Regions from separate parts of the Mus musculus genome. Here region 1 is linked to region 2. A link is a loop called in an ENCODE intact Hi-C map of the cell type or tissue named here. Cell type or tissue: heart. All regions are shown on one strand.

What was found. A loop is a pair of places that touch in the nucleus more often than their neighbours do. Peaks named below come from ENCODE experiments on the same cell type or tissue, not always from the same donor. Only the 100,000 strongest peaks of a DNase experiment are listed, where the experiment ranks them.
Region 1: it touches region 2 in a loop (2.4-fold over the local background); 4 of 42 quality-filtered maps call a loop at or near these places.

What each region holds. Positions count from the first base shown.
Region 1 is chr7:19,587,846-19,592,845 of GRCm38, forward strand. Clasrp (CLK4-associating serine/arginine rich protein) reads right to left here. Exons shown (of 21, transcript NM_016680.5): 6 at 4,148-4,232; 7 at 3,245-3,393; 8 at 2,394-2,490; 9 at 901-979; 10 at 746-819; 11 at 1-21. Among named protein-coding and RNA genes, the nearest start is that of Zfp296, 13 kb to the left of the region's middle. In heart, CTCF peaks have their summits at 1,576 (motif pointing left) and 2,211 (motif pointing right); a DNase peak (open chromatin) is centred at 2,317.
Region 2 is chr7:19,698,561-19,703,560 of GRCm38, forward strand. Apoe (apolipoprotein E) reads right to left here and starts at 628. Exons shown (of 4, transcript NM_009696.4): 1 at 451-628. Tomm40 (translocase of outer mitochondrial membrane 40) reads right to left here. Exons shown (of 10, transcript NM_016871.2): 7 at 4,709-4,831; 8 at 4,506-4,582; 9 at 4,288-4,390; 10 at 2,753-3,297. The coding sequence ends at 3,158. In heart, a CTCF peak has its summit at 2,713 (motif pointing left); DNase peaks (open chromatin) are centred at 581, 2,051, 2,591, 3,021 and 1 weaker place; H3K4me3 peaks cover 1,998 bases; H3K27ac peaks cover 2,970 bases.

The DNA.
Region 1 (5,000 bases), 110 kb before region 2:
GGGCTGTCTCGGCGGGCATAACTATGGAGAGAACAGGGAAGGGCAGGAGAGCTGAGACCAGGCTGGCTAGTGTCAACTATTCCACTCTGAGCCCCAGTGCTGCAGATTGTACACCCCATGTCATTGTGGGGATCCCACATTGGTCTCCTTATTACAGCCCTGGTGCTGCCAGTGCTACACTGGAAGCCATGGTGACCAGTACCCAGCATGGTGACATCAGTGCTGGCGAGAAAACAACAGTATGTCCAACTAACTCAGTGCAGTATCTGAGTCTGAGGATTCACACTCTTCATAGGGGAGGAGCGGTCCCTGTGAGGGTAAGTAACGTCCTCTGGTGGCAGTGCCCTGTGTGGAGGGGCCTGTGGCCTGCTGCTAACCTTACACTGTCACACCCAAACCTTCCTCAGACATTTGCCCAGGGCTCCCAGGCCCAGATTCTTCTCTACTCATATGCAACTGCTCTCCCAATCCTCTCAAGACTTCATTGTGGGAAGTAGCCTCTCTCCACTTTACAATGGAGGAAACTAGCCAGAAGAAAGGAGCCTCTTATCTAGACCCTGTAGAGATGACACTGACCAGTGCAGGTGGGCTGTGTTGGGCCCAGCAGGTTGACTGAGAGGTGGGGGGCAGGTGGCCCGGGAAGCATTCCCATGCCTCCAGCTACTCCTAGCTCTGTAACTGTCGCCCCACTGCCAAGGCTGGGCTCCACTCTCCAGCCCCTGGCTGTGCAGAGGAGATATCCTACCTGGGAGGGCTGATCTTGCGGCCTCTCAGCCGCTTCTCCCGGAACTCTCTTCGCTGTCGCCGGGAACGACGGCCCTGGATGGGGAGGAAGCACCAGGACGGTGAGGTGTGCCCTCACTGGATCCACTTTTACCCCCGAGCCCTACCAGACCTCACCGAGTACATGGCTTTCTCCTCCTCCAGGGCTTTGGCATGTTTGATGGCCTCTGCCTCCTCCTTATCTTTCCGTAGCATCCTGCAGAGGAAGTTAGGATGGGCATGAAGGGCATAGGTCACAGAGTGGGCAGAGCCCTGGTAAAGGCAGCAAAGACAGCAGGGACCTGATGTTACTCCATGATTCCTTTCTCCCTGAACCAGGGCTCTGCTGTAGGCTAGCTGGTCTTTAACTCACGGTGAAATCCTTGTAGCCACGGGATGTGCAGGCAGGCATTACCCTACCCTTTCCTTTTCTGTTCTTCCCTTTGATGGGGTCTTGTTCTGTTGGGCCTAGCTTTGAACTCATAACCTTGCCTCAGCCTCAAGACTGCAGAATCATAGGTATGCGCTATTACACTTAATTTCCCTTCTGTGTTTAATAGATTTTATTGAGCACCTAAAAGAGCTGGTTTTAGACCTGATTTCTGTGTGCTCTGCCTGTGCATGTGTCTGTCACATGTGTGCCTGGTGAATGCCCTGGAACTGGTTGTGAGGCACCCTCACAGTTGGCACTCGGGGCTGGAGAGATGGCTCAGAGGTCAAGAACACCTACTGTTCTTCCAGAGAACTTGAGTTCATTTCTAATCGCCCACATCTGATAGCTCACAACTGCCTTTAACTTCAGCTCTAGGGGATCCAGCGCCCTCTGCTGGCCTGCACATGATGCACAAAACTATATATAGGCACAACACCCATACACATAAAACTCAGAACAAAACAGAAAGGAGAACCCCACAAGAACACTTTAAAAACTGTGTGTGGCTACTCCATGCCTGTAACTGTGAAAGGCAGAGGCAGGAGGATGGCTGGGGCTGGCCAGCCATCAGCACAGCTCCAGGCTCTCTGCTTTGGGCTGAGTAGTGGGGGCAGCAACAAGCACCTTTAATCCTTTAAGGGCAAAAGCACTGGAGCAGCGGCCCTCAGCCTGTGGTCCTGTCACCTTTGGCAAATCTCTATCTCCAAAACATTTACATTACATCAGAGCACCACAAAGATTAGTTAGGAAGCAGCAGTGAAAATACTGTTATGCTTGGGGTCACTACAACATGATGAACTGTATTAAAGGGTCACGGGGTCAGGAAGAACCTCTGAGCTAGAGGGTTCTAATAGGCCAGGGCAGGGACCTGGGGATTCATCCCCAGTGCCACACAAAAATGGTTTCTGGTCTGTCGGTGCCACTGATGTAAAGAGAGTGCTTGGTGTGGCATGACCAAGTACAGGCAGTGGCAGAGGCTTGCTCACTGTCATATGAACATGCATAGGGATGACCACTAGAGGGTGCTGTCCCCAAAGAACTAGTAGCTTCCAGGTCACGCTGTAGGACAAGATCTGTTTCTGCAGAAAGTGGGGCTACAAATTCATAGCTCACAGGCTGAGAACAGATGCTGGTAGCAGGCATGTGATACAGAAGCCAGGGCATAGCCAAAATCTGGCATGCCAGCCAGCACTCTCACCTGACAAAGTCTCCATCAGCCATGCCGTAGGTTGTGGCCTGCTTATTGAGATCAGCCACCTGCTCCTGGTTCAGCTCATCCACATCCACCTCCACGTCTGCACAAGAAAAAGGCTGTCAGGGACCCAAGCCCCAGGAGAGGGGGGAGGAGCACCCCAAGTCGGGGCAAGTCTGCCAGATAGAGCACCTTCAGGGAGAATGTTGCTGTGCTAGCACAGCTCTGAGGACCAAGCTGAGGCTTGGCCAGCACAGCACACAGCACAGCAGGGGACCAGTAGGGTGGGTGGACGAGTCTGTGGATGGAGTGCACGAAAGACAAGATGGGAGGTGGAAATAGATGGAGGTGGGGTGGGCAGAGAGCGGCACACAGAGGAAGGGCAGGAAGGACACACATGAACTTTGGCTCTGGCTGGGGCTAAGTCTGCATGTGCACCAGGAAGAGTAGGATAGAGACGGGGCAGTGACAGTCTTCTGGCCAGGCACATCCACAGGAGAAGGAGGTAACCATGGGGTATGAGCGATAGAAGCTGAAGGATGGGGGGCAGCTCTAGGAATGGGGAAAGTTGCTTTCCCAGAGCAAAGCAAGGCCAGCCTACGTAGAAGAGGAAGGGCTAGCTCCTAGGTGGAAGAATCTTCTAGAACAGTGCCCAGAAATGGGGAGGGAGAGCACATGGGATAGGGGACAGGCAAGACAAGGGACAGGGAAGGCTGGAAGTAACAGGAGACTGAGGCCCTGGAGCTGGGGTAGGGTGGGGGAGGCCTTGTAAGCACGGGTACCCCACAGGGTGAGGGACGAGACACAGAACCGATGCCCGGGGACTGCAGGTGGGGAGGGCAGAGAGGGAACCCCACCGATGTCGGGGATGACCTCATCTTCATCCGAGTTGCTCTCCTCCTCTGCTGGTGACTCTTCCTCCTCTGGCTTCTCAGCCACCTTCTCTACCTCGGCCACAGTACTATCTTCATAGGTGTAGCCGATGGAAGCCTTCTTCTCTGCCAGCCTGGGAAGAGAGCCATGAGCCAGGGGGTACCCGGCAGGAGCAGGGCCACAGGTGAGCCCCACAGTGGTTACACATATCCACCTAAGCTGGTCCACTCTAGCCCACCCCACTATGGCCTGGTCCTTCCCATTCCTGTCCTGGTACAGGGCCTCCTCTTCCAAGAAGTCCTCCTTGTTCACCTGTCAGGATACAAGCCTGCCTGCCTTAAGTCCCATGAGTGCAGATCCCAGAGTCATCTTGAACAAAGTGTACCTCAGCTCTGCTTTCAGGGGCCACATTGAGAGGCCACTGCGGACTTCAACTGTCAATATATCTTGCCTCATCCCAGCACCCTTATCCTGGAGCCAAGGCTGAGTATCAACAAGCAGATCCTGTAAGTGGTTGCTCCCAGATGTGAGCAGGGATCTGACAACAACACCCAGCCAGGCTAGCTTTAACACTGATGCCTCCAGGCCTGCAGTGCTGTGGGCTGCAAGCTCACTGCGTGCTGGCACCAGAAGTGCATGACTCCCTATCACTCATGGTCCTCGAAGCTCCTGACTTAAGGCTGAATCCAAGGGGCTGCCTTTCCTCAGCCTTCCCCACAGGACTCACCCCCCCACCCCCTTCTGCAAGTTAGAAGCAACAAGCTTGGGCAGAACTGTGGCTGCCGCTTCCTCTCCACATATACAGAGGCCGCACCCATTGAGTGCTTACTGACCTGATGGGATGGAAAGGCTAGTCCCCACCCCATCAGACCAGACCCTTGACTCACTTCTTCTTCTCATCCTCGCTGGGTCTCTGCAGGCCTCCGTACAGCTCATCAATGTAGATCTGATACAAGCACTGTTCCTCAGAGACTGGCAAGGAGAGGCACAGGTCAGCCCAGCCAGGCACATGTAGATGGAGTGGGACACGAAGACATGGCGGGGGGGGAGGGGGGGGGGGATGGACAGCCAAGGTAGAGTCACCTATTTCAAATTATTCTTCTGTCTAGGACCCAAGTGACCACAGTATATAACACCAGCCAGGTGATCCACTCAACTGTAACCTGGCTCAAGTAACTTTTGACCCCTGTGTCTCAGTTCCCTCTTCTGTAAAATGGGATCCCTAACAGAGTGAGTACTTTGGACCTAGGGGCCCCTACCACTGTCACAGAGTCTCCCTGGCCTCCAGAACCATAAGTATGCCTCTAAGTGTTGACTATCATCTAGCGTCCAGTGGTCCTGTGGGTTACCTTCTATTACCGGAGTGTCTGATTACCCTGTATCCCTACACCCCAAGCACCCACTTCAGGAACTCCCCAGGGTACTAAGGCAGCCATAGTCTCCCCTCAGCCCTGCTGCCAGGCTCATGTGAGTCCTCTCCTTCCCTCTGCAGGCTTCAGCTAAGCTCCCCTTTCTTTGTAAGGGGAACAGGTAAGGAGCAGAAGATTAAACCTAAGCCAAACAAGTCCTCTACCATGGAACTATATCCCCAGCCCTCTTTTTGAGACAGGGTTTCGTAAAGTTGTTTGGGCTGTCCCAGGGAAGCCCTGGACTTGAGATCTCTCTCCCTGCCTCAGCCTCTGGAGCAGCTCTGGTTAGAGCTGGGCCTCTGTAGCAGCTTGAATGCTTCAGCTTTTCTGT
Region 2 (5,000 bases):
TTGTGTTAATTTAACACGATTTTTAATCGTCCTCCATCCCTGCGAAGTGGTACCCTCCCACAACTACAGAACTTAGGGAGCTCAGCCATGAGGAGCCACAGTTTGAAACCAGTCCGGGTTACTTGGGGACTGTGATGGAAATCAGTAGGTATTTATATAAAAGCAGCCTAAGGCTCATCCCGAGTTTTTTCGCCATAGGATGGTTCCTAGTTGAGCCGGTACGCCGTGCACCGACAGTCCCGTACTCCTTCCTGGAGGTAACCCCTCCACCTGCTCTGACTCTGGCAAAGGCTAGTTACCTCGAGTCCTTAGTTTGTCCCCCAAGACTTCTATCGTGCTGCCTGCTTTTCCAATTCTTGTGCCTGTTTCCTGGACTCCGGGGGATCTCAAGGTTCCCAGCCCACATCCTACCAAGGTCCCTGGGTGAATCCCCAGCCCAGCTTGTCTTACCAGCTCCTTCCGAAACAAGTCCTTAGCCTCCAGGGTCTGAGCAGGGGATCGGATCCCAGACCGGTCCAATTATAGGACTCCCCCTGTCCCGCCCCCTCCTCAGGGCTAGGGCGGGCTGTGCCAGCCCCCTGTCACGAGGCGGGTTGTTCTCTCCCCCTTCACAGCAGGGCAGAGGAAAGAGGTGGAGTTTGGATGCCTTGTGACCCCCCGCTCCCCTCCCCCGCCAACAAAGGGAGCGGACACCTCATTGAATAATCCAGGCCTTGGTACTGGGGCACTGAGAACCGCTCCTTCCCTTTCCCCGCGGGGTCTGGTGCATTGTAAAGAAAAGAGCTGGCAGCCTAAATGGAAATGGGTGGGTGGGGGCTAAGAGGCTCAGCTTCTGGGGTGAAGATCGTTGTTCTGGGATCCCTCGTTGTTGATTCCTCCACCACAGGTGAACTCTTTCCATTCCAAGGCTGGGACGTGCTCCAGTTCCTTCAGGAGCTGTTCAGTGGTGGCTCCCGATGGGTTTGAAGCCATACATTAAGCCAAGCCCTGGGAAACCAAGCGTTGATGCTCCTGATCTGTTTCTGGCGATTGCCAGATGTGTCACCTTGGGAGGGAAGAGCTACCCCTACAGAGCACATTTTAAAAAGTTGTTTTGAGATAAGATTCTCAGGCTGCCCTCTAACCCACAAAGGTCCTTCTGCCTCTGCTGTAGCATGCTGGGACTGCAGGTGTGCACCCCTGCATGTGCATTTTCCACTCTCAAGCCACTTCTCTTTTCTTTTTCCTCATAAAAGCAGAAGAGCAGGAGCTGGAGAGATGACTCAGAGGTTAGGAGCACTGACTGCATTTCACAGGACCTAGGTTCAAAATCGCAGCACCCACACAGCAGCTCACAACTGTAACACCAAGATCTGCTACCCTCACGAAGGCATACATGCAGGCAAAACACTAATGCACATAAAAAAAAAAAAAAAAAAAAAAAAAGACAAGCCATAAGTCATTCACTGGAACATGGGTCTATAGTGCTAGCCATATGCAAAGCTGAGGCAGGAAGATCCCGAGCTCAGGTAATAGAATGAAGTCCTGGCTAAAAAGTGGAAAAGCCAGCTGGGCGTGGTGGCACATGCCTTTAATCCCATAATCCCAGCACTTGGAGGCAGAGGCAGGTGAATTTCTGAGTTGGAGGCCAGCCTGGTCTACAAAGTGAGTTCCAGGACCGACAGGACTACACAGAGAAACCCTGTCTTGAAAAACAAAAAAAAACCCAACAACAACAAAACCCCCAAAAAGTGGGAAAGCCATTGTACCTGGGAAGTCAGGTAGGACAAGGGGCTCAGAGACCACAGCAAGCTTGCTAGAAGCACTGCCTGCACAAGGTTCCCTGTTCCCAGCTGTTGATGGCAGGAGAGAAGCCACATAGCAGTGTTTGGCACCAGACACGGCAAAACATGATTCTGCAGGATGGGCAGAGGCGGAACACCTGGCTCCAAGGGTACGTACAGGGTGCCTGGCCAGGCCCAGGCCTGTTAGCTTTGGCTTCAGAAAACACTGGCAAGGACTGGGTGTGGTGAGATGATTTTCATGGGTTGCTAAGGGCCAGCTCCCATCTCCAGCCCAGGCAGTAGAGAGGGTCTTAGTGCTGCGGTCTAGGACACTGACCAGTTCATCGTGAGTCTTTGCTTCCCTTGGGATGCCATGAGGTGCAGCAGTGAGATGCAGAGCCCAATCTGAGGCCCTTATCGCACACCCCAGAGCAGGCCTCACGGAAAAGCACTATAGGGAACCCAGCAGCACCTGCCTGACACGTGAGGCCCAGAGCTACATCTTCAACAAAATTTAAAAAACAAAACAACTTGACATTTCCTGTTTCAGCCTGGGAAGGTGCTAGGGCCCGTTCCTCCCAGAGTAACTTTCCTTATTGTGCTGAACTTCCAGGAACTCCGTTTCTTCCTGAAGTTTCTGAGACCTCTGACCTTCCCACTGGGAGAAAGTCAGCACAAGCTACCACCTCAGCCCGTTTTGGGACAGGGAGGCTCCTGAGCCCCGTCTCCCTGCCCCCACCCTGTTTACAGAGACAAAGTCCTCTGCCAGCTCTCGGGGCCAGACTGCACAGAGGCGAGTGACCTGGAGCCACCCTCCTGGTGAGGCCAGGCCTCTGATGTTCCGGCAGTGTAAGTCCCCAAGAGCAGAGGGTGTGACCATGCCTGGCCAAGCTTTCTCTAAACTGCTTGGTGCTGCTGTGCTTTCTGAACCCTCGGCGCCGCCTGCTGGCAACCATGTCAACAACTGGAGAAAACCGAGGCCTCCCAGATCCTATTTTTTTTTCCACGTATATTTTTTGTTTTTTAAGTTTTTTTTTTTCTGTAAAATGTCCCGGTTTTCCATAACTTATAAACATGATTTCTATGGAGGGGTGGAGGGGGAAGTGACAGGCGGCTCGGCGCTCCTCTGCTGCCCTCAGGAGGACATCAAGTCTTTCCTTTCTGAGCCTGTGTACAGCCGCCTCTGCGCCTCTGCCTGGGCGCTCACAATCGAATGCCCTTCAGATCCCAGGACTCCCTCCGGGACCCCAGGCCCCCTGGGCACTGTCCCCTGGCGCTGGGGATCCTTGGGCATGGGAGGTCCCCTCCTTCCCACTGCCCCAACCCCAAGAGAGAGGGAGAGGAGGGGAGGGCAGCCGGCCCAGCGATGGTCTGCAGAGGAAGGACAGGAGGGCTCAGCCGATGGTGAGGCCGAAGCCACACAGGAACTTATTCTTGCGGTGGTTCAGGAAGGCGCAGAGGGACAGTGTCAGGGGCAAGGGCGGAAGCTTCTTCTCCAGCGTGGCGCCCACGATCCAGTTACTGTTCACAGAGCCTGTGGGCCGAGAGCGGGGCAGAGACTGGGTGGCTTGATGTGCCTGGCCACCCATCTCTATGGTAGCCACAACGGACCCGTATGTCCTAAGTCACAACCAAGGCCACTCCAGACCATCACAGCAACCCTTTAAGTGGCTCAACACCGCCCAGGCTTGACAAACCCATGTCACTGCGCAGAATGAGGTTCTGAACCTGGCTGTCACTATTCACACAGCTTCCCTGCTGTGCTGGCTAGTTTTATACAAGCTAGTCACCCCACCCCCACCTTTTTCTTTTTTTTCTTTTCTGAGACAGGGTTTCTCTGGGTAGCCCTGGCTGTCCCAGAACTTGCTCTGTAGACCAGGCTGGTCTTGAACTCAAGAGATCCAGCTGAGGGAACCTCAATACATATGTCTCCATTAGCTAGGGCAGCAGGCAAGCCTGTAGGGCACTTTCTAAGTGATTGATGTGGGAGTACCCAGATTATTTTCAGTGGGGCACCCTGGGCTAATGGTCCGGAGGCTATAAGAGCAGGCTGAGGAAGCCATAAGGAGCAAGCCAACAAGCAGCACTCCCACAAGGCCTTCTGCATCAGCTTGCCTTCAGCTTTCTGCTGAGTCCTGCCCCATCTTCTCCTCAGTGGTAGGCATGCCACCTGAGAGTTGTAACCCAACATAACCTCTTTGCTCCCTAAGCTGTTTACCATCATAGTGTTTCATCACACAATAGAAGAACTCCAAGTAAGGTAAGAGTGAGTGGGGAGGGCCAGAGAGCTTGCTAGATGGGAATGGGAAGAGAGGGCTTAAAGCGAGGCCCCCAACATGTACTAAACATGCCAGGGTAGGAGCCCCACTGTTTGACAAGCCACCCAGAGTAATTTGGAGCTGCACAGAGTCCCCGCCCACTCCACCAGCACATGTTCAACCTCCCTATTTCCCATGGACTCTACCACAGACAGCTGAGTCTTATCTGGCCTGTTCCCCAGGAGGGAAGCTGAGGCCTTCCTTACCTTTAAAAAGGAAGTTGGCCTTGGGCAGGTCCAGCTGATACCCAAAGGAGGCACTGGTGTCCTGCATCCTGGTGCTGGCCTCAAACTCCACACCCACCTGCAGCTGGGGGAGAGAGGGCCCGGCACACATGTGAGTGGCCCATTAGGACTCCTGGGCATACCAACTGCACCAGCAAACCCAGCCTGGGACCCACAGCTAGGCGCTCCCTCCGGCTCACCTGGTCACTGGCTTTGTGGTAATACGTCGCATGCATGCCTGCCTGGCCCAGCGTTACTGTAGCCAACCAGTTGTTCACTAGGAGAGCAGAGTTGGGTGAGGACTAGGTATCAAGGGATGTGGGCATCTGGAAACCCCACTCTCTTCCCTCTCAACCCTGAGATACAGGCCACAGCCTCCTCCCTAAGTGCGCCCCAGGCTCACGTGTGTATTTCCCAGCTAGAGACATGACAGTGCCCTCCTCTCCTGGCCGCCGGTGGTAGACGAGCTCTCCACCCAGGGCCAGACACGGTGTGATGCTCTGGAGGTAGTGGGCCACGAGGATTCCTGCAGGAGGAGAGGGTGGTCAGACTCACCAGTTCCGACCAGGCCTGGCCTCACCTCCCCAGCGGCTCTTGTCTGCTAAACCTCACAACAGTTTATGCAGTTCTCCCTTGCCCTGCGACTCCTGGGCTATGGCCCCCAAAGCAGTAGCACATACTTGCCACCACTTAGG